Linked DNA regions of Homo sapiens: region 2 is linked to region 1. Evidence: read pairs that join two places in POLR2A ChIA-PET (ENCODE). Cell type or tissue: B cell. All regions are shown on one strand. Links, peaks and the distances in the headings refer to the core of each region. The heading gives the core; the rest is flanking DNA.

Evidence for each region. ChIA-PET counts read pairs that join two places held together with the same protein. Peaks named below come from ENCODE experiments on the same cell type or tissue, not always from the same donor. Only the 100,000 strongest peaks of a DNase experiment are listed, where the experiment ranks them.
Region 2: POLR2A ChIA-PET joins it to region 1 with 6 read pairs; 3 of 35 experiments call an interaction of 5 or more read pairs at or near these places.

The regions. Positions count from the first base shown.
Region 1 is chr19:14,040,926-14,044,925 of GRCh38, forward strand. IL27RA (interleukin 27 receptor subunit alpha) reads left to right here. Exons shown (of 14, transcript NM_004843.4): 5 at 1,528-1,687; 6 at 1,791-1,864. Among named protein-coding and RNA genes, the nearest start is that of IL27RA, 11 kb to the left of the region's middle. RefSeq lists an enhancer at 1,894-2,394. In B cell, for the core only: a CTCF peak has its summit at 2,316 (motif pointing left); DNase peaks (open chromatin) are centred at 1,928 and 2,286; H3K27ac peaks cover 1,801 bases.
Region 2 is chr19:13,747,736-13,763,732 of GRCh38, forward strand. It overlaps YJU2B (YJU2 splicing factor homolog B), which reads left to right and starts at 160. Exons shown (of 10, transcript NM_030818.4): 1 at 160-219; 2 at 3,873-4,076; 3 at 6,554-6,607; 4 at 8,462-8,544; 5 at 9,683-9,738; 6 at 10,051-10,111; 7 at 11,133-11,275; 8 at 11,365-11,537; 9 at 14,564-14,702; 10 at 14,855-15,554. The coding sequence starts at 4,074. The coding sequence ends at 15,333. RefSeq lists a silencer at 141-450 and an enhancer at 14,998-15,514. In B cell, for the core only: no CTCF peak of the experiment used is centred there; no DNase peak of the experiment used is centred there.

The DNA of each region.
Region 1 (4,000 bases), core at 1-4,000:
GCGTTTTGCTCTTAATTGCCCAGGCTGGAGTGCAATGGCATGATCTCGGCTCACTGTAACCTCCACCATCTAGGTTCAAGCGATTCTCCTGCCTCAGCCTCCCGAGTAGCTGGGATTACAGGCATGTGCCATCATGCCCGGCTCATTTTGTATTTTCAGTAGAGACGGGGTTTCTCCATGTTGGTCAGGCTGGTCTTGAACTCCTGACCTCAGGTGATCCACCCACCTGGGCCTCCCAAAGTGCTGGGATTACAGGCATGAGCCACTGCACCCGGCCCCCTTTTTTTTTTGAGACGGAGTCTCACTGTGTTGCCCAGGCTGGAGTGCAGTGGTGCCATCTCAACTCACTGCAACCTCCACCTCTCAGGTTCAAGTGATTCCCCCACCTCAGCCCCTCAAGTAGGTGGGATTACAGGCATGTGCCACCATGCCCAGCTAAGTTTTTGTATTTTTTTTAATAGAGATGGGGTTTCGCTATTTGGCCAGGCTGGTCTCGAACTCCTGACCTCAGGTGATCCACCCACCTCCACCTCCTAAAGTGTTGGGATTACAGGCGTGAGCCACCTCACCCGGCTGAGATGCAGACTTTGGAATCTGACTACCTCAGTGCTCAGCTCCAGCACACCAGCTCTGTGACCTTGGGCTAGTCACTTTCCCTCTCTGGGCCTCAGTTCCCTCGTCTGTAAAACGAGATAATAATAGAAGTTACCACTTCCTGCTATACCTAGCACATAGAGTGACCACCTTTTCTCTGTCTGCTCGGGACTGTGGCAATTTTTTTGACAGGCCCATGTTCTGGAAACCCCCTTGGTCCTGGGCAAATACAAATGGTTGCTCACTCTGCTGATAGATAAGTTCAAGTACCAGCTAGGCGCAGTAGCTCTAATCCCAGCACTTTGGGAGGCCGAGGTGGGCAGATCACCTAAGGTCAGGAGTTCAAGACCAGCCTGGCCAAGATGGTGAAACCCCGTCTCTACTAAAAATACAAAAATTGGCTGGGCTTGGTGGCTCACACCTGTAATCCCAGCACTGTGGGAGGCCGAGGCGGGCGGATCACGAGGTCAGGAGATCGAGACCATCTTGGCCAACATGGTGAAACTCTGTCTCTACTAAAATACAAAAAATTAGCTGGGCATGGTGGCGCGTGCCTGTAATCCCAGCTACTTGGGAGGCTGAGGCAGGGGAATCGCTTGAACCCAGGAGGCAGAGGTTGAAGTGAGCTGAGATCGTGCCACTGCACTCCAGCCTGGCGACAGAGCAAGACTCTGCCTCAAAAAAAAAAAAAAAAAAATTAACCAGGTGTGGTGGTGGGTGCCTGTAATCCCAGCTACTCAGGAGGCTGAGGCAGGAGAATTGCTTGAACCCAGGAGGGAGAGGTTGCAGTGAGCCAAGATCACACCACTGCACTCTAGCCTGGGCCACAACGAGACTGTCTCAAAACGAAAAACAAAGGAAAAAAAAAAAGATAAGTTCAAATACCCTTGACTCAGGCCCTGGGCCCATCACGCTCGCCTGTCTCTCCCCCAGCTGGAACCGGAGCTGAAGACCATACCCCTGACCCCTGTTGAGATCCAAGATTTGGAGCTAGCCACTGGCTACAAAGTGTATGGCCGCTGCCGGATGGAGAAAGAAGAGGATTTGTGGGGCGAGTGGAGCCCCATTTTGTCCTTCCAGACACCGCCTTCTGGTGAGGATATCTGGGCTTGCCCTCAATCCACGCCCCTCCCACCCCCAGAAGTCTGTCCAATCATGTCCCACTCATTTGTTCCCCGTTTCCTCATCCTTGCCAGCTCCAAAAGATGTGTGGGTATCAGGGAACCTCTGTGGGACGCCTGGAGGAGAGGAACCTTTGCTTCTATGGAAGGTGAGCTTCAGGCACCAGTTACATTTCTCTGCACGTGTTAGGAAACCCCTAAATAACAATGACATAAGGCCGGATGCAGTGGCTCACGCTTGTAATCCCAACACTGCTGTGGGAGGCCGAGGAGGGTGGATCACTTGAGGTCAGCAGTTGGAGACCAGCCTGGCCAACATGGTGAAACCCCATCTCTACTAAAAATACAAAACTTCACGGGGAGTGGTCGTGGGCGCCTGTAATCCCAGCTACTCTGGAGGCTGAGGCAGAAGAATCACTTGAACCCAGGAGGTGAAGGTTGCAGTGAGCCGAGATCACACCACTGCACTCCAGCCTGGGCAACAAGAGTGAAACTCCGTCTCCAAAACAAAAAACAAACAAAACCCAATGACATAAACAAGACAGAGTTTACCATGCTGCCCCCTTGAGGTTGCTTCGAAGATTCAAGGATGGGTTGCTAAAGTGGTCAGCACAGGGTGGGGCATGGAGCAAGTCTCCACCAATGTCAGCTGCTTCCGAGAGGTCTGAGCCATAAGGATGGGTGCAGATATTCCGGGCAGGGGCAGCAGATGCAAAAACCTGACAGCGAGACTGGAGCTCAGCTCCAGAAAATATAACACAGTGTGCTAAGAGTTTATTTATTCATTTATTTATTTTGAGATGGAGTCTCGCTCTGTTGCCCAGGCTGGAGTGCAGCAGCGTCATCTCATCTCAGCTCACTGCAACCTCCACCTCCCAGGTTCAAGCCATTCTCTGCCTCAGCCTCCCAAGTAGCTGGGATTACAGGTGCCCCCCCACCACGCCCGGCTAATTTTTGTATTTTTAGTAGAGATGGGGGTTTCACCATCTTGGCCAGGGGGGCCTTGAACTCCTGACCTCATGATCCAGCCACCTCGGCCTCCCAAAGTGCTGGAATTACAGGCGGGAGCCACCGCGCCTGGCCTGTGCTAAGAGTTTAAATGCTAGTATCAAAAGGGTATTAATAGGCTGGGCATGGTGGCTCATGCCTGTAATCCCAGCACTTTGAGAGGCTCAGGTGGGCAGATCACTTGAGGTCAGGAGTTCGAGACCAGCCTGGCCAACATGGTGAAACCCCATCTCTACTAAAAATACAAAAATTAGCTGGGCCTGGTGGCAGGCACCTGTAATCCCAGCTACTTAGGAGGCTGAGACAGGAGAATCGCTTGAACCTGGGAGGTGGAGGTTGCAGTGAGCTGAGCTCGAGCCACTGCACTCCAGTCTGGGCAACAAGAGCAAGACTCTGTCTCACAAAAAAAAAAAAAAAAAAGGTATTATAAAATGGCTGACAAGGTGCAATTATCCTCACTGATTCAAATCTGTGAAGCACCTGCTATGTGCCAGGTGGCATTGCTTGACCCTTGCTCTCAGTAAATAAGCAAAGGAACACGATGACAGGTGTGGTTTTCCACCTTCTTAGACCACACAATCCAGTATCTTTTATTTATTTATGTATTTGAGATGGAGTGTCACTCTTGTTGCCCAGGCTGGAGTGCAATGGGGCGATCTTGGCTCACCGCAACCTCCGCCTCCTGGGTTCAAGCGATTCTCCTGCCTCAGCCTCCTGAGTAGCTGTGATTATAGGCGCCCGCCACCACACCCGGCTAATTTTTGTATTTTTAGTAGAGACGAGGTTTCACCATGTTGGCCAGGCTGGTCTCGAACTCCTGAAATCAGGTGATCTGCCCACTCGGCCTCCCAAAGTGCTGGGATTACAGGTGTGAGCCACCGTGCCTGGCCGATATTTTAAAAAATTAAATCAGCAAACTAGAGTTCAAGGACCAACTGCCTGTTTTCAGAAATACAGTTTGATTGGAACCAAGACCAGGGTTAGGGAGGTGAGCAGGGTAGGGTCACACAGGTGCAGGATCAAATCCTGTTTTTACTTTAAAATCTTGATATTTTGGACCGAGTGGGTGGCTCATACCTGTAATCCCAGCACTTTGAGAGTCTGAGGCAGGAGGACCACTTGAGGCCAGGAGTTCGAGACCAGCCTGGGCAACATAGCAAGCTACCCATCTATACAGAGAATAAAACATTACCAGGGGCCGGGCACAGTGGCTCAGCCTGTAATCCCAACACTTTGGGAGGCCGAGGCGGGTGGATCATAAGGTCAGGAGTTCAAGA
Region 2 (15,997 bases), core at 4,960-8,959, 290 kb before region 1:
CTCTTGGCGTAAGCGCGGTTGGGCGGGGCATTCCTGGATTGGCCCACTCCGGCGTCGCAGAACGCTTGGCGTATCGTCCTTCAGCCAATCAGCGTGGAGCTGCTGCCTCGCCCCGCCTCACGCCGGCGTCCTGGGGGCGCGGAGAGGGCGCCCAGGTTCACCGCGCTCTCAGCGCGCACTTCCGGGCACGGTCAGGGCGTGACGTCGGGAGGAGGGCAGGTAAGTGCCGGCGGGCGGAGGAGCGGGGAGGGCCGGGGGTCCGGCAGCCGCCTCACCCTGGCCTCGGAGCTGCCCGGCGCGCCCTTCCGCGTCGGGGGACGCGGAGCTGAGGACCCGATTTAGATGCCCGGAGCCGGCCCAGGTCCCAGCCAGGACCAAAGTCCCTGAGGCCCCAGCTGAGACCTCTGACCCAAGTGCCCGGGACCCGGTCCCATCCTAGCCCGGATCCATATTATGCCTGAAGGGTCCTGGGTTTTTGCATCGGGAAAATGGGACCAATAAGTCCCTATCTCACCAGATTTTATAAAAATGATTCTTGTAAAACCGTGAGCAGCAGAAATGACTAAACTGCCAAACGTTTAACTCGGCGTCAGGCGCTGCCCTGAATGCCTTAACCAGCCATTTTTACACATAAGGAAAATGAGGCTTAGAGAGAGAAAACAATTTGCCCCAAGTCAAGCAGATAGGAAGCAGCAGGGTGGAGCTCCGAGCCCAAGCCGTAAGCCCAGGACAAACAGGGTCGGTAATTACTTTTGCACCAAGGACCGGAGATATCTACACGCCCACCCGATAGCCCCGTCTGCCATTTACTGGGGTAACAAAACCATCTTAAGACACACACACACCCTCGAGCTCCTGTAAACGGAGTATTTGCTCTTTGCAGGCTCTTCCCGTGGGTTAGTTGATTCACAGCATCCCCAGAAAGTCAGTCTTGTCGTCGTCATTCGCCCTTTACCGGTGACGAAATACAAGCCCAGGGAAGCGCAGTCACTGACCAAGGTCACCCAGCTGATGAGGAGTGGAGCTGGGATTCAAGCCCAGGGAGCCGTGTCCCCTAACGCCTCAAGGGGCACTTAGCTATTTTGTTGGCAAAAGTATTTTTAGGTTGGAAGGGACCTTGGAATAATCCAATCTAAAGGACACACTTTATAGTTGGAGGATACAAGACTAAGGTGAGGGTAGAACAGTTTATATCCGGGACTTTGCACCACTGCCTCACCACCTCACTACACCACTCCCACTCCATCAGAAGCTCTTCCATCAGCTTCTTTCTTTCTTTTTGTTGGAGACAGAATCTCACTCTTGTCACCTTGGATGGAGTGCAGTGGCGTGATCTCGGTTCACTGCAACCTCCGCCTCCCAGATTCAAGCGATTCTCCTGCCTCAGCCTCTCCAGTAGCTGGGATTACAGGCGTACGCCACCAGGCCTGGCCAATTTTTGTATTTTTAGTAGAGACAGGGTTTCACCATGTTGGCCAGGCCGGTCTTGAACTCCTGACCTCAAGTGATCCACCTGCCTCAGCCTCCCAAAGTGCTGGGATTACAGGCGTGAGCCACCGAGTCCGGCCCCCAAGAATGGTTTTAAATTTTCTAGTAGTTGGGGAAAAATCAAAAGAATAATACTTTGTGACATGACGATTATGTGAAATTCAAATTTCTGTGTCCATCAATAAAATTTATATTGGCATGCAGCTACGCCCGTTCATTTATATATTGTTTGGGACTGATTTCTAGCTATGAAAGCAGAGTTGAGTTGTTGGGGCAGAGATAATCTGGCCTAAAAAGCTAGAAATACTTATTTTCTGGCCCTTGACAGAGAAACTTTGCCAATCTCTGTTCTAGAATACCCTTCACTGCTTCACAGAGTCTCTCTTTAGTGTAAACTAGAACTTCTTTCTTTTTTTTTTTTTTTTTTGAGATGGAGTCTCGCTCTATCGCCCAGGCTGGAGTGTGGTGGCGCAATCTTTGCTCACTGCAAGCTCCGCCTCCCGGGTTCACGCCATTCTCCTGCCTCAGCCTCCCGAGTAGCTGGGACTACAGGCACCCGCCACCACGCCCAGCTAATTTTTTGTATTTTTTAGTAGAGACGGGGTTTCACTGTGTTTGCCAGGATGGTCTCGATCTCCTGACCTCATGATCCACCCGCCTCGGCCTCCCAAAGTGCTGGGATTACAGGCGTGAAGAACTTCCTTCTATATGACCTAAAAGCCTCCCTTCCAAACATGAGAGGGGGTCTCACCACCCCTAGTTTGAGGAGCCCCTGCATTTCCCACCTGTGTCACCTGCACTGACTGTGACCCTTATGGAGCCTCATTCAGTTATCTCAGTTGTTTACCCAGTTGACATTTATCTGGGCCTGGCACTGTCCTAGGTGTTAGGGATATGGCACAGTGTGACCTGCCGGGGGAGACATAAACCGACACAGGGTGATATGATCAGAATTCCAGGAAACAAGTGACTATGGATTGGATGGTTAGATGAGTTCATTGGTTTTTTTTGTTTGTTTGTTTGAGACGGAGTCTCACTTTGTAGCCTAGGCTGGGGTGCAGTGGCGCCATCTTGGCTTACTGCAACCTCCGCCTCCCGGTTTGAGCCATTCTCCTGCCTCAGTTTCCCGAGTAGCTGGGATTACAGGCATGCACCATCACACTCGGCTAATTTTTGTATTTTTAGTAGAGATGGGGTTTCACCATGTTGGCCAGGCTGGTCTTGAACTCCTGACCTCAGGGGATCCACCTGCTTCAGCCTCCCAAACTGCTGGGATTACAGGTGTGAGCCACCGCACCTGGCCGGATGAGGTCTTTGATGGATATGATATGTAGGTCAAGACCTGTGACAGGGGGCTGGGTGCAGTGGCTTGTGCCTGTGATCCCAGCACTTTGGGAGGCCCTAGGTGTGTGGATCACCTCAGGCCAGGAGTTCCAGACTGGCCTGGTCAACACAGTGAAACCCTGTCTCTACTAAAAATACAAAAAAATTAGCCAGGCTTGGTGGCGGGTACCTGTAATCCCAGCTACTCAGGAGACTGAGGCATGACATCACTTAAACCCAGGAGGCAGAGATAGTGAGCCAAGATCATGCCACCCCACTCCAGCCTGGGTGATAGAGTGAGACTCCGTCTCAAAAAAAAAAAAAAAAAAAAAAAGCCTGTAACAAAGAGCTTGCAAACCTGAGGAACAGCAGGTGCAGGCCAGCTGCACTTGGCCTTTGAAGACAGCCAGGAAGCCAGTGTGGCTGGAACAGAGTGAACGAGAGATAGAGGGGTAAGAGTTAGGCTTGGAGAGGCAGGCAGGGGCCCCACAGGCCGTGGGAAGGGGTTTGACTTGATTCTAAAAACCATATGAATCATGGGAGGGGTTTAAGCAGGAGAGTGACACGTTTGTTCATATTAAAAGATCCCAGCTGGGCATGGTGGCTCACACCTGTAATGCCAGCACTTTGGGAGGTTGGGGCGGGTGGATCATGAGGTAAAGAGATCAAGACCATCCTGGGCAACATGGTGAAACCCTGTCTCTATTAAAAATACAAAATTAGCTGGGTGTGGTGGCGCACGCTTGTAGTCCCAGCTACTCGGGAGACTGAGGCAGGAGAATCACTTGAACCCAGGAGGTGGAGGTTGCAGTGAGCAGAGATCGCGCCACTGCACTCCAGCCTGGTGACAGAGCGAGACTCCATCTCAAAAAACAAAAAGATCCCCTGGGCAGCTGTGGGGTGAGCAAGTGTCAAGGGCAGAGTCGGGAGAGAGAAGACCGTGCTGGCCCACGTGAGTGATGATGGGTGCTGGACCCGGTGGGGGCCACAGAGGGATGAAAGTGTCAGATGTGATGCGTATATTGGCTGTAGAGTGGACGGGACTCTCTCTTTCTAAACAGACACGCCGCTTTTTGGATGCCTCCTATGCCTGGCGGGAGTCTTGTCTGAGCTGGCACCACCACACGGCCCACGACATCTTCGCAGGGAAGCCTGTGGACCCTCTGCCAGGCTCCACAAGAGGTCAGGACAGTGCAGTGTGTTCACAAGGCCAGTTTCTGATCGTCCGCCCCGAGGCTGAGGACCAGTAGGCAGCTCCCAAGATGGTGAGTAGACAGCCTCGTGTGCCCTGGGTTTCTCTCCCAGTCTTTGTAGGACCCTGGAAGCAGCCCCTCCTCCCCTCCCAGAGCTCTAAGATGATGATTTCAATCTCCGGGTCATCATCTTTTGGTGCAGTGGGTCTGAAATGTGGCTTTGCGCTAACATCACCCATGGGCACTTTTTAAATGTTTTTTTGTTTCATTTTCTTTTGTTTTTGAGACAGTCTCACTTTGTTGCCTAGGCTGGAGTGCAGTGGCACGCTCTCGGCTCACTGCAACCTCCGCCTTCTGGGTTCAAGCAAGCACGTCCCACTAATTTTTGTATTTTTAGTAGAGACGGGGTTTTGCCATGTTGGTCAGGCTGGTCTGAAACTCCTGACCTCAAGTGATCCACTACACTCAACCTAAATTTCCCCTTCCCCCTTTCCCCTCCCCCTCCCCTACCCCTTCCTTTCTCTTTCTTTCTTTCATTTTTTTTTAACAAGGTGAAATTCATATAACATAAAATTAACCATTGCAAGGCCAGGCACAGTGGCTCACGCCTGTAATACCAGCAGTTTGGGAGGCCAAGGCAGGCAAATCATTTAAGATTAGGAGTTTGAGACCAGCCTGGCCAACATGGCGAAACCCTGTCTCTACTAAAAATACAAAAATTAGGCTGGGCGCGGTGGCTCACGCCTGTAATCCCAGCACTTTGCGAGGTTGAGCTGGGTGGATCACCTGAGGTCAGGAGTTTGAGACTACCCTGGCCAACGTGGTGAAACCCCGTCTCTACTAAAAATACAAAAATTAGCCAGGCGTGTTGGCGGGAGCCTGTAGTCCCAGCCACTCTGGAGGGTGAGGCAGGAGAATCGCTTGAACCCGGGAGGTGGAGGTTGCAGTGGGCTGAGAACATGCCACCACACTCCAGCCTGGGCAACGAAAGCGAAACTCCATCTCAAAAAAAAAAATACAAAAATTAGTTGGATGTGGTAGCACATTCCTGTAGTCCCTGCTACTCAGGAGGCTAAGGCACGAGGATTGCTTGAACTCAGGAGGCAGAGGTTGCAGTGAGCCAAGATTGCACCACTGCACCCAAGCCTGCGTGACAGAGCAAGACTCTGTCTCAAAAAAAAAAAAGAAGAAAACAAGAGCGACTCTTCAGCCAGGCTCAGTGTTCTTTCTTGAGACCTGTGTTCAACGGTACTACATGTGTATCTGCCCAGTGGCAATGTTAAATACTTCTTACCGTCAATCACAGTCTCCAAAAGAGTGTGAAAGCCACCATAGGAGCATCTGAACCTCATGGAATTTTCCAAAGCAATGACAATGGGTTTTTTGCCCAAGTAGCCCTTCCCCAATCAGACACTGAGCCCAGCACTGTCCTCTAAAATGTCCCCAAGTCCCCCTTATCCAGGTCCTGCCCCCTGAGGCTGCACAAGTAGGTTTCCTGGAGGGAGCCTGTGTATTAGTCCAGTCTCACGCTGCTCATAAAGACATACCCAAGGGCTGGGCGCGGTGGCTCACGCCTGTAATCCCAGCACTTTGGGAGGTCGAGGTAGGTGGGTCACAAGGTCAGGAGTTCAAGACCAGCCTGGCCAATATGGTGAAACTTTGTCTGTACTAAAAATACAAAAAAATTAGCTGGGCGTAGTGGCACATGCCTGTAATCCCAGCTACTCGGGAGGCTGAGGCAGGAGAATTGCTTGAATCCGGGAGGCGGAGGTTGCAGTGAGATGAGATCGCACCATTGCACTCCAGCCTGGGCAACAAGAGTGAAACTCTGTCTCAAAAAAAAAAAAAAAAAAAAAAAAGACATACTCAAGCCTGGGTAATTTATAAAGGAAAGAGGTTTAATTGACTCACAGTTCAGCATGGCTGGGGAGGCCTCAGGAAACTTAACAATCATGGCAGAAGGGGAAGCAAACACATCCTTCTTCACGTGGCAGCAGCAAGAATGAGCAAGAGGAAAAGCTCCTTGTAAAACCATGAGGTCTCTCGAGAACTCATTCGCTGTCATGAGAACAGCATGATTCGCCCCCATGATTCGATTCAGTTACCTCCCACCAGGTCCCTCCCATGACACGTGGGGATTATGGGAACTACAATTCAAGATGAGATTTCGCCTGTAATCCCAGCACTTTGGGAGGCTGAGGTGGGTGCATCACTTGATGTCAGGAGTTCAAGACCAGCCTGGCCAACATGGTGAAACCCCATCTCTACTAAAAATACAAAAAATTAGCTGGGCGTGGTGGTGCATGCCTGTAATCCTAGCTACTCAGGAGGCTGAGGCAGGAGAATCGCCTGAACTCGGGAAACGGAGGTTACAGTGAGTCAAGATCGCACCACTGCACTCCAGCATGGGTGACAGAGCAAGACTCCATCTCTAAAAATTAATAGTAAAATAAAAAATCAGAAAAAATTTTTTTGAATGAGATTTGGGTAGGGACACAGCCAAACCATATCAGCCTCTCTCTGAGTCATGTCTCTGTTCTGCTTTGCAGGGTGAAAGGAAAGGGGTCAACAAGTACTATCCTCCAGACTTCAACCCTGAGAAGGTAAGCAGGCTCTCCGCTCCAGGTCCACAGTAGCAAAAAGACCCACGTCATCCCCTCTTGGGGTTAGAGCCACTGCTGCGGAAGGATGGGTGGCCCCCAAGGTCTTTTTGTCTTCTGCATGTCACCTGAGTCTCGAGGCTGTCTTCACTTTTGGGTGATAACTGTGGCTCTCCTCAGGGACCTGTAACTCCATGTCCACACTATACTAGAGTATAGTGTGTTTACAGCAGGGGCCCAGGATAAGGCAGAGCGCACAGATGAAGGGTCAGATCCCATGGCTTCCCCAGCTCCAGCACCTGTGGCGTCCTGGTTGTCCCCTCTGCCTGGAATCTCTTCCTCCATTTCACCATACTCTCACTTCCTTAAGTGCTTTTCTCACAGAGGTCCTCCCTGACCACTGTCTCGTTCTCTGTTGCATTGCTGAGCACTTTATATAATCTCATAGCCCTTATAACTCCCTCACTTATTCATTTATTTGCGTCTTGTCCATCTCCCCCGCTAGAACATTCTCTCCCTGAAGGCAGAGATGTTCATCTATCTTATTGTGGCTGTGTCCCCACACAGTAGGTGCTCAGTAAGGGCCCAAGTGTCCCAGCTGCCTCGTCCTGAGTATAGGATTTAGCCTCTCTATGCCAAAGTTTCTCCATACGTCAGAAGGGGGAAATAAAATGAGCTGACCTCACAGAATCATTGAGGGATAAATCCTAGCTACTCAGGAGGCTGAGGTGGGAGGATTGCTTGAGCCCAGGAGGTGGAGACTGCAGTGAGTCATAATCATACCACTGCACCCCAGCCTGGGCTACAGAGCCAGACCCTGCCTCAAAAAAAAAAAAAAAAAAAGCCGGCGCCATGGCTCACGCCTCTAATCCCAGCACTTTGGGAGGCCAAGGCAGGTGGATCACCAGGTCGAGAGTTTAAGACCATCCTGGCCAACATGGTGAAACTTGATCTCTACTAAAAATACAAAAATTAGCTGGGCGTAGTGGCCCACACCTGTAGTCCCAGCTACTTGGGAGACTGAGACAGGAGAATCGCTTGAACCCGGAAGGCGGAGGTTGCAGTGAGCCGAGATCACGCCACTGCACTCCAGCCTAGTGACAGAGCGAGACTCTGTCTCAAAAAAAAAAAAAAAAAAATAAGGTGATGCACATGAAGTCCCCAGCGAATGTTTGCCAGTCTTGTCACCTCACCTCATCTTCCCCATAAAACCTGGAAGTAATAATGACCATTATACGTAGTTGACAGACAAGGGAAACAGAGGCTCGGGAAGGCAAAACGTGAGGTCACTCGCCCAGGGTCCCCTGGCTCTTTCAGCTCATAAATGGGAACAGGGCTGGGCGCAGTAGCTCACACCCGGAATCCCAGCACTTTGGGAGGCCGAGGCAAGTGGATCACCTGAGGTCAGGAGTTGGAGACCAGCCTGGGTGACATGGTGAAACCCCGTCTTTACTACAAATACAAAAAAAATAGCCGGGCGTGGTGGCAGGCGCCTGTAATCCCAGCTACTTAGGAGCCTGAGGCAGGAGAATCACTTGAACCCGGGAGGCAGAGGTTGCAGTGAGCCAAGGTCATGCCATTGCACTCCAGCCTGGGCAACAAGAGCAAAACTCCATCTCAAAAAATAAATAAATAAATAAGAGAGGGACTATTCAAACTCACGTTCCTGGTTCCAAGCCTACATGTTCCAGTAAGACCTGGATGCCCCCTATTGCTATGAACACCCGTCCTGCAGGACATAAGAATCAAGGCCTCTCCCACCTGTGAGACACTTGTCCCAAAGCAGTGGGGGTGGCAGAAAATTGTGAGCTCCTCCAGCTCAGCAGCACTAATCCGCTCCTCATCCTCTCCACACAGCATGGCTCTCTCAACCGATACCACAACAGCCACCCGCTTCGGGAGCGGGCTCGGAAGCTGTCACAGGGCATCCTCATCATCCGGTAAGGCCCAGCATCACCTGAGGACCCCACCGTCCTGCCCCATTCCTTCAGTCTCAAGGAGAGTTCAGTGCCCTCATTGGCCCAGTGCTGCAGGGTCTTCATTCCATAAAGCAGAAAGTCACCGTATCAGTCAGTTATTGCCGTGTGACAAAACAATAAGCATTTATTATTGCTCACATGTCTGCAGCTCAGCAAAATATCTCTGCTGGGCTTGGAAGAGCTTGGCTGGGCTGGGCTAGGCTGGCCTGATCTGGGCTGGGCTCCCATGTGTTTCAGAGTTGGCTGGCTGGGGACTGGCTGGTTTAGCAGGGACTTGACCTGTACAGCTGGGCTCTGCTCCGTGTTGTATCTCAACCTGTAGCAGGCCAGCCTGGACTTGATCACATAGGACTCTCAAAAAAGACAGTGATCGTAGTTGGGCACAGTGGGTCACGCCTGTAAACCCAGCACTTTGGGAGGGTGAGGCAGGTGGATCACTTGAGACCAAGAGTTCGAGAGCAGCCTGGCCAACACAGTGAAACCCTGTCTCTACTGAAAATAGAAAAAATTAGGCTGGGTGCGGTGGCTCACACCTGTAATCCCAGCTCCTCGGGAGGCTGAGGCAGGAGAATCACTTGAACTAGGGAGCTGGAGGTTGCAGTGAGCCAAGACCATGCCACTGTACTGCAGCCTGGCAACAGAGCGAGACTCCATCTCAAAAAAAAAAAAAAAATTCGCCGGAATTGGTGGCGCACACCTATAATCCCAGCTACTTGGGAGGCTGAGGCATAAGAATTGCTTGAACCCAGGAGGCAGAGGTTGCAGTGAGCCAGGATCGCACCACTGCACTCTAGCATGGGGAACAGAGCAAGACTCTGTCTCAAAAAAAAAAAGTCGCAGCAGCACCCAAAGGCGGCTGTCCCTGGACCTGGTCAGTCTGCTTTCTAGCAGGCAGGAAGTTCCTGCTCAGTTACAATGGTTGTGATTCTTTTTCTTCCATATATCCATTTCCTGTGTAATGTGAGTGCAGCAACTCCCGTTAACAGGGCAGTCTAATACCCCACCCCTCAAATCACAACCGCGGCCAGAGTCGCAGGTGTGGAGACCCAGGGAGTGTCCAAGTGGACAAGTGCAAGTAAGATGCTGTCTGTCTTTGCAGATTCGAAATGCCATATAACATCTGGTGCGATGGCTGCAAGAACCACATCGGCATGGGTGAGCCTCTGCCCACCCTCCATTCAGTCCTGCAAACATCAGACCCCCTAACTGCTGGATGCCGCCGGGGTGGGGGTGGGAGGGTCCTGATCAGGAATGAGGGAGGAGACGGGCACCCGAGTGACTGGCTGGCCATGGAAGCCCCTTTGCAGAGGGATTAGGAAGCCAGGCTCTGGCTTCCAATCCCGTCTCTAACTCCTCCTAGTTGGGGAACCCTCAGCAAGTGACAGTGAGCCTCTTTGTACCTCATTTTACCCATCTGCAAAATTCAGATGGCAATGAAATTACCACCCCCGCCTGACCCCCTTCCAGGTGTTCGTTACAATGCAGAAAAGAAGAAGGTGGGCAATTACTACACAACCCCGATCTACAGGTAAGGGCGGCTTGGTGGCATCTTGGGAACAGGTGGGGTGGCCACAGGGCGAGGGGGCTACAAAGAGCCTGAGTTGCGGGGGGAACCCATTCCCTGCAGGACTCCTGGAAATCGCCCTGGTTGGTGAATCAGGGCACACCCCACCCCCGCAACCCTCCATGGCTCCCACCTTCCTCAGTAAAAGCCCAAGTCCTCCCCCTGGCTCACAAGGCACCACACACTCTGCCTGTCCTTTCTTCACCCTAACCTCCTCCTGCTGTCCCCCTCCCTGGCCTCCTCGTTGTCCCTCACACACCCCAGGGACACACCCACCTCTGTGCTTCCACCTGGAATGCTCTTCCCCAGGTAGCTCCAAGGCTCCTCCCTCACCCGGGGTTTCTGCTCAAACAGCACCCCTCAGAGACACCTTTTCTAAAGTGAGACTTGACACTGGTTGCTTGTGCCCTTGCTATCAAGGTGGGCCCTGCTGGGACGTCAGCCTTTCCATGAGCAAGTTGGCTTTTCCACTACTCAGCAATTTCCCCAGCAGCTGGCACTGAGCCTGCCACAGAGCAGCCTGTCTTGGGCGGGTTTGTTGAATAAATGAACTAGTGGACAAATGAATGAACAAATGAATGAACAGAATGAACAAATGATAAGTGAATTAACAAATGGATGGATGAGCAAATGAATGTATGAATTACTTTAACAAATGAATCAGTGAACCAACAAACAAATGCACTAATGAATGAACAAATGAATTAACGAATAAATGAACCAAAAAAATGGATGAGGGAATGAATGAATGAACAAACAGCTGAATGAACAAATGAATAAGCCAACTGCAGCCCCACTGACAGAAGGTCCGTTCTGGGTGCCCGGATGTGCCCCTTTTTGCCCGTGGCTCTACACGGCACACAGTGGGTGCTCAGTGAATTTTTGTCAAATGACACCATTGGGTGGAAGGAAGCAGGCAGAGGCGACAGGGCTGTCCTGGTGCACAGCCACAGCCTCCTGACTCCTGCCCACCGCTCCCTCCCAGGTTCCGGATGAAATGCCACCTCTGTGTCAACTACATCGAGATGCAGACGGACCCCGCCAACTGCGACTACGTGATCGTGAGTGGCGCCCAGCGCAAGGAGGAGCGCTGGGACATGGCGGACAATGAGCAGGTGCTGACCACAGGTGAGCGCCACCCACTTACCTGCCTGGGGGCCCTGGCCCTGAGTCTGCGCTGGGGCCCCCAAAGCCCAGCCGAGCTCTGATCGTTGCAGAGCATGAGAAGAAGCAGAAGCTGGAGACGGACGCCATGTTCCGGCTGGAGCATGGCGAGGCCGACCGCAGCACACTCAAGAAGGCGCTGCCCACACTGAGCCACATCCAGGAGGCCCAGAGCGCCTGGAAGGACGACTTCGCCCTCAACAGCATGCTGCGGAGAAGGTTCCGGGTGAGGGGGGCTCCAGCCCGGGGTCAGAGAGGATGCATGGTGGACCAAGGCCCGGGTCCAGCCCTCCCCCCACCACATCCTAGCTTTGAGCAGGCCACTGTACCCTCTGAGCCTCAGTTTCCCCATCTGCTACATGGTGACCATGCCCTGTCTTAATCCATTCTGGCTACTATAATAAAAAATACCATAGACAGAAACAGTAGAAATTTGGCTGGGCACAGTGACTCACGCCTGTAATCCAGCACATTGGGAGGATCGCTTGAGGCCAGGAGTTCAAGATCAGCCTGGGCAACATAGTGAGACACCACCCCCCCCCTCCCCCAGCATCTCTAAATAAATAAATAATAGAAATTAATTTTTTTTTTGTTTTGAGACAGTAGTCATCTCGCTCTGTCATCCAGGCTAGAGTGCAGTGGCGCAATCTTGGCTCACTGCACCTCTGCCTCCTGGGTTCAAGCAATCCTCCTGCCTCAGCCTCCAGAGTAGCAGGAATTATAGGTACCCACCACCACCACGCCTGGCTAATTTTTTTTTTTTTTTTTGAGACTGAGTTTCACTCTTATTGCCCAGGCTGGAGTGCAATGGCATGATCTTGGGTCACCGCAACTTCTGCCTCCCGGGTTCAAGTGATTCTCCTGCCTCAGCCTCCTGAGTAGCTGGGATTATAGGCATGCACCATCACGCACAGCTAGTATTCTTAGTAGAGACGGGGTTTCTCCATGTTGGTCAGGCAGGTCTCAAACTCCCATCCTCAGGTTATCTGCCTGCCTCGGCCTCCTAAAGTGCTGGGATCACAGGCGTGAGCCACCGCACCTGGCCAATTTGTGTATTTTTAGTAGAGGCGGGGTTTCACCATGTTGGCCAGGCTGGTCTCGAACTCCCAACCTCAAGTGATCCACCGTGGCCTACCCAAAGTGCTGGGATTACAGGCGTGAGCCACCGAGACCAGCCAAAATAAACAATAGAATTTTATTTCTCATGGTTCTGGAGTCTGCGAAGTCCAGGATCAAGGCGCTGGCAGATCCAGTGTCTGGTGAGGGCCCATTTCTCATAGGCGGTGGCTTCTAGCTGTGTCCTCATGTGGCAGAAGGGACAAACAAGTTCCCTTGAGCCTCCTTTTATAAGTCCAATAATCTCATTGGTGAGGACGTAGCCCTTCTGACTTAATTACTTCCCCAAATGCCTCACATCTTTTAACACTGTCAACGTTGAGGATTAAGCTTCAACATATCAATTTGGGGGACACAGACATTGAGACCATAGCTCACCCCTACCTCACCATGCCATGGGAGATACCTACCTGGTTGCCTCCTTTTATTTATTTATTTTTTTTCTTTTTGTGACTGGGTCTCACTCTGTTGCCCAGGCTGGAGTACAGCGGCAAATCATGTCTCACTGCAGCCTCGATGTCCCAGGTTCAAGCAATCCTCCCCACTAAGCCTCCCAAGTAGCTGGGACCCACAGGCATGAGCCATCACACCTGGCTAATGTTGGGTTTTTTGTGTTTTGTTTTTGCTTAGACTGAGTCTCGCTCGTCGCCCATGCTGCAGTGCAGTGGCATGATCCCGGCTCACTGAAGCCTCCACCCCAGGTTCAAGCAATTCTCCTGCCTCAGCCTCCCAAGTAGCTGGGATTCCAGGTTCCCACCACTGTGCATGGCTAATTTTTGTATTTTTAGTAGAGACTGGGTATCACCATGTTGGCCAGGCTGGTCTCGAAATCCTGGCCTCATGTGATCCACCCACCTCAACCTCCCAAAGTGCTAGGATTACAGGCGTGAGCCACTGCATCTGACCTGGCCACCACATTTTAAATGGAACCTCTTGGCTGGGCGCGGTGGCTCACATCTGTAATCCCAGCACTTTGGGAGGCTGAGGCAGGCGGATCACGAGGTCAGGAGATCGAGACCATCCTGGCTAACATGGTGAAACCCCGTCTCTACTAAAAATGCAAAAAAAAATTAGCCAGGTGTGGTGGCGGGTGCCTGTAGTCCCAGCTACTTGGGAGGCTGAGGCAAGAGAATGGCGTGAACCTGGGAGGTGGAGTTTGCAGTGAGCTGAGATCGTGCCACTGCACTCCAGCCTGGCCGACAGAGCAAGACTCTTGTCTCAAAAAAATATAGAATTAAACTAAATTAAAAAATAAATGGAACCGCCCAGCCCATCCCCTACCCACCTGTCCTGCATTTTTTTTCTCCTTATCACTGTCTCACCACTAGAGGCCAGCTCCACCAGGGCAAGGGTTTTTCCCTGCCTGCCACTGTATGCCGAGTGTCCAGAACAAAGCCTAGCACAAGGTGGGTATCCCAGAAATATTTGTGGGATGAGGCCGTGCGTGGTGGCTCACACCTGTAATCCCAGTGCTTTGGGAGGCTCAGGTGGGAGGATTGTTTGAGGCCATGAGTTGGAGACCAGCCTGGGCAACATAGTGAGACCCCATCTCTACAAAAAAAAATTTTTTTTTTTTTTTGAAACAGTCTCCCCCCTTTCGCCCTGGCTGGAGTGCAGTGACAACGATCTCAGCCCACCGCAACCTCCACCTCCCCGGTTGAAGTGATTTTCATGCCTCAGCCTCCCAAGTAGCTAGGACCATAGGCGCATGCCACCATGCCTGGCTAATTTTTATATTTTTAATAGAGACAGGATTTTGCCTTGATGGCCAAGCTGGTCTCAAACTACTGGCCTCAAGGGATCCACCCGCCTCAGCCTCCCAAAGTGCTGGGATTACAGACATGAACTACCAGGCCCAGTCTCTACAAAAATAAATGTTTTAATTAGCTGGGCGTGGTGGTGCACATCTGTAGTACTGGATACTTGGGAGGCTGACATGAGAGAATCGCTTGAGCCCAGGAGTTCGAGGCTGCAGTGAGCTATGATTGTGCCACTGCACTCCAGTCTGGGCGACAGAATGAAACTGTCTCAAAAAGAGTAAATGAGACCCCGAGAGTTGGAGCAGTGCCCCCTAGTACACAGAAGAGACAGGGCTTTGACACCCCCTATCTCTGGTGTTCTTGGCCCTCAACACAGGAAAAGAAAAAAGCCATCCAGGAGGAGGAGGAGAGAGACCAGGCCTTGCAGGCCAAGGCGAGCCTGACCATCCCGCTGGTGCCCGAGACGGAAGATGACCGCAAGCTGGCGGCTCTGCTGAAGTTCCACACCCTGGACTGTGCGTAGGAGGCCAGGGGGAAAAGGGGACAGGGAGGCTCAGAGTTGCCTGGAGATGGGGGGTCCTCAGCCATGAGTGGACTCTGGTCTACCAGAGGGCAGTTCTGGACCCCCTCCCCTGCCGCCCCTGAAATGTCCTCTCCTCTCCTCTAGCCTACGAGGACAAGCAGAAACTCAAGCGGACCGAGATCATCAGCCGCTCCTGGTTCCCCTCTGCCCCCGGATCCGCCTCCAGCAGCAAGGTCAGCGGCGTCCTGAAGAAGCTGGCACAGAGCCGCAGAACCGCGCTTGCCACCTCCCCCATCACCGTCGGGGACCTGGGCATCGTGCGGCGGAGGTCTCGGGACGTCCCGGAGAGCCCCCAGCATGCGGCCGACACCCCCAAGTCTGGGGAACCGCGGGTACCAGAGGAGGCTGCCCAGGACCGGCCCATGTCCCCCGGAGACTGTCCTCCGGAAACAACTGAGACCCCCAAGTGCAGCAGCCCGAGGGGGCAGGAAGGGAGCCGTCAGGACAAGCCCCTGTCGCCAGCAGGCTCCTCCCAGGAGGCAGCTGACACCCCCGACACGCGGCACCCCTGCAGTCTCGGCTCCTCCCTCGTGGCGGACTACTCCGACTCGGAGAGTGAGTGAGCGATCCCCATCCTGGAGACTGGACCCGCTCTAGAGGCCCGGACACACCCAGGAGGCCCCTCACAGACTGCAGACCCCCGGCTCGCCCACCAGCCCTGGGAGAGCTCAGATGCCGCATCCTCCCCAGACCGCGCCTTCCTGCAACCGTGGAGTTATTTATTTGGTCCTGGTGAGGGTGTTTGTGCCTTGTGAGACTCCGTACATTAAAGACCTGTCTCTTCTTCCCTGTCTTGGGTTGTTAGATGGACCCTGGGGCTGCCCCCCCACCCCCCCACCTTGACCAAGCTTGGTAGGCCTCTCATCAGCAAATGCTGGTATAGGGTCATAGCTGTGACCACAGACATGGTCCCCTTCCAGAGTAACAAGAGTCTCAAGGTGGTGGTCCCGGTTGGCCAGGAATCAGGACAGACTTCCTGGAGGAGGAGGCATGGGCCAAGTGTGAAGGGTGAAAAGGGGGCCAGGAACCACACACACAAGGCCAGGGACAAGGCACACGGGGTACCCAGGATGTGTGCCAGATGCAGCAGGGGCTGGAGCACACAGGTGTGAGCTTTTTATTATACCCAGCCCAGGGGTGGCCCATGGAAAAGCCCCCCGTGCATGTTACTTTTGGGGTTTTTTTGTTTTGTTTTTGAGACCGAGTCTTGCTCTGTCACCCAGGCTG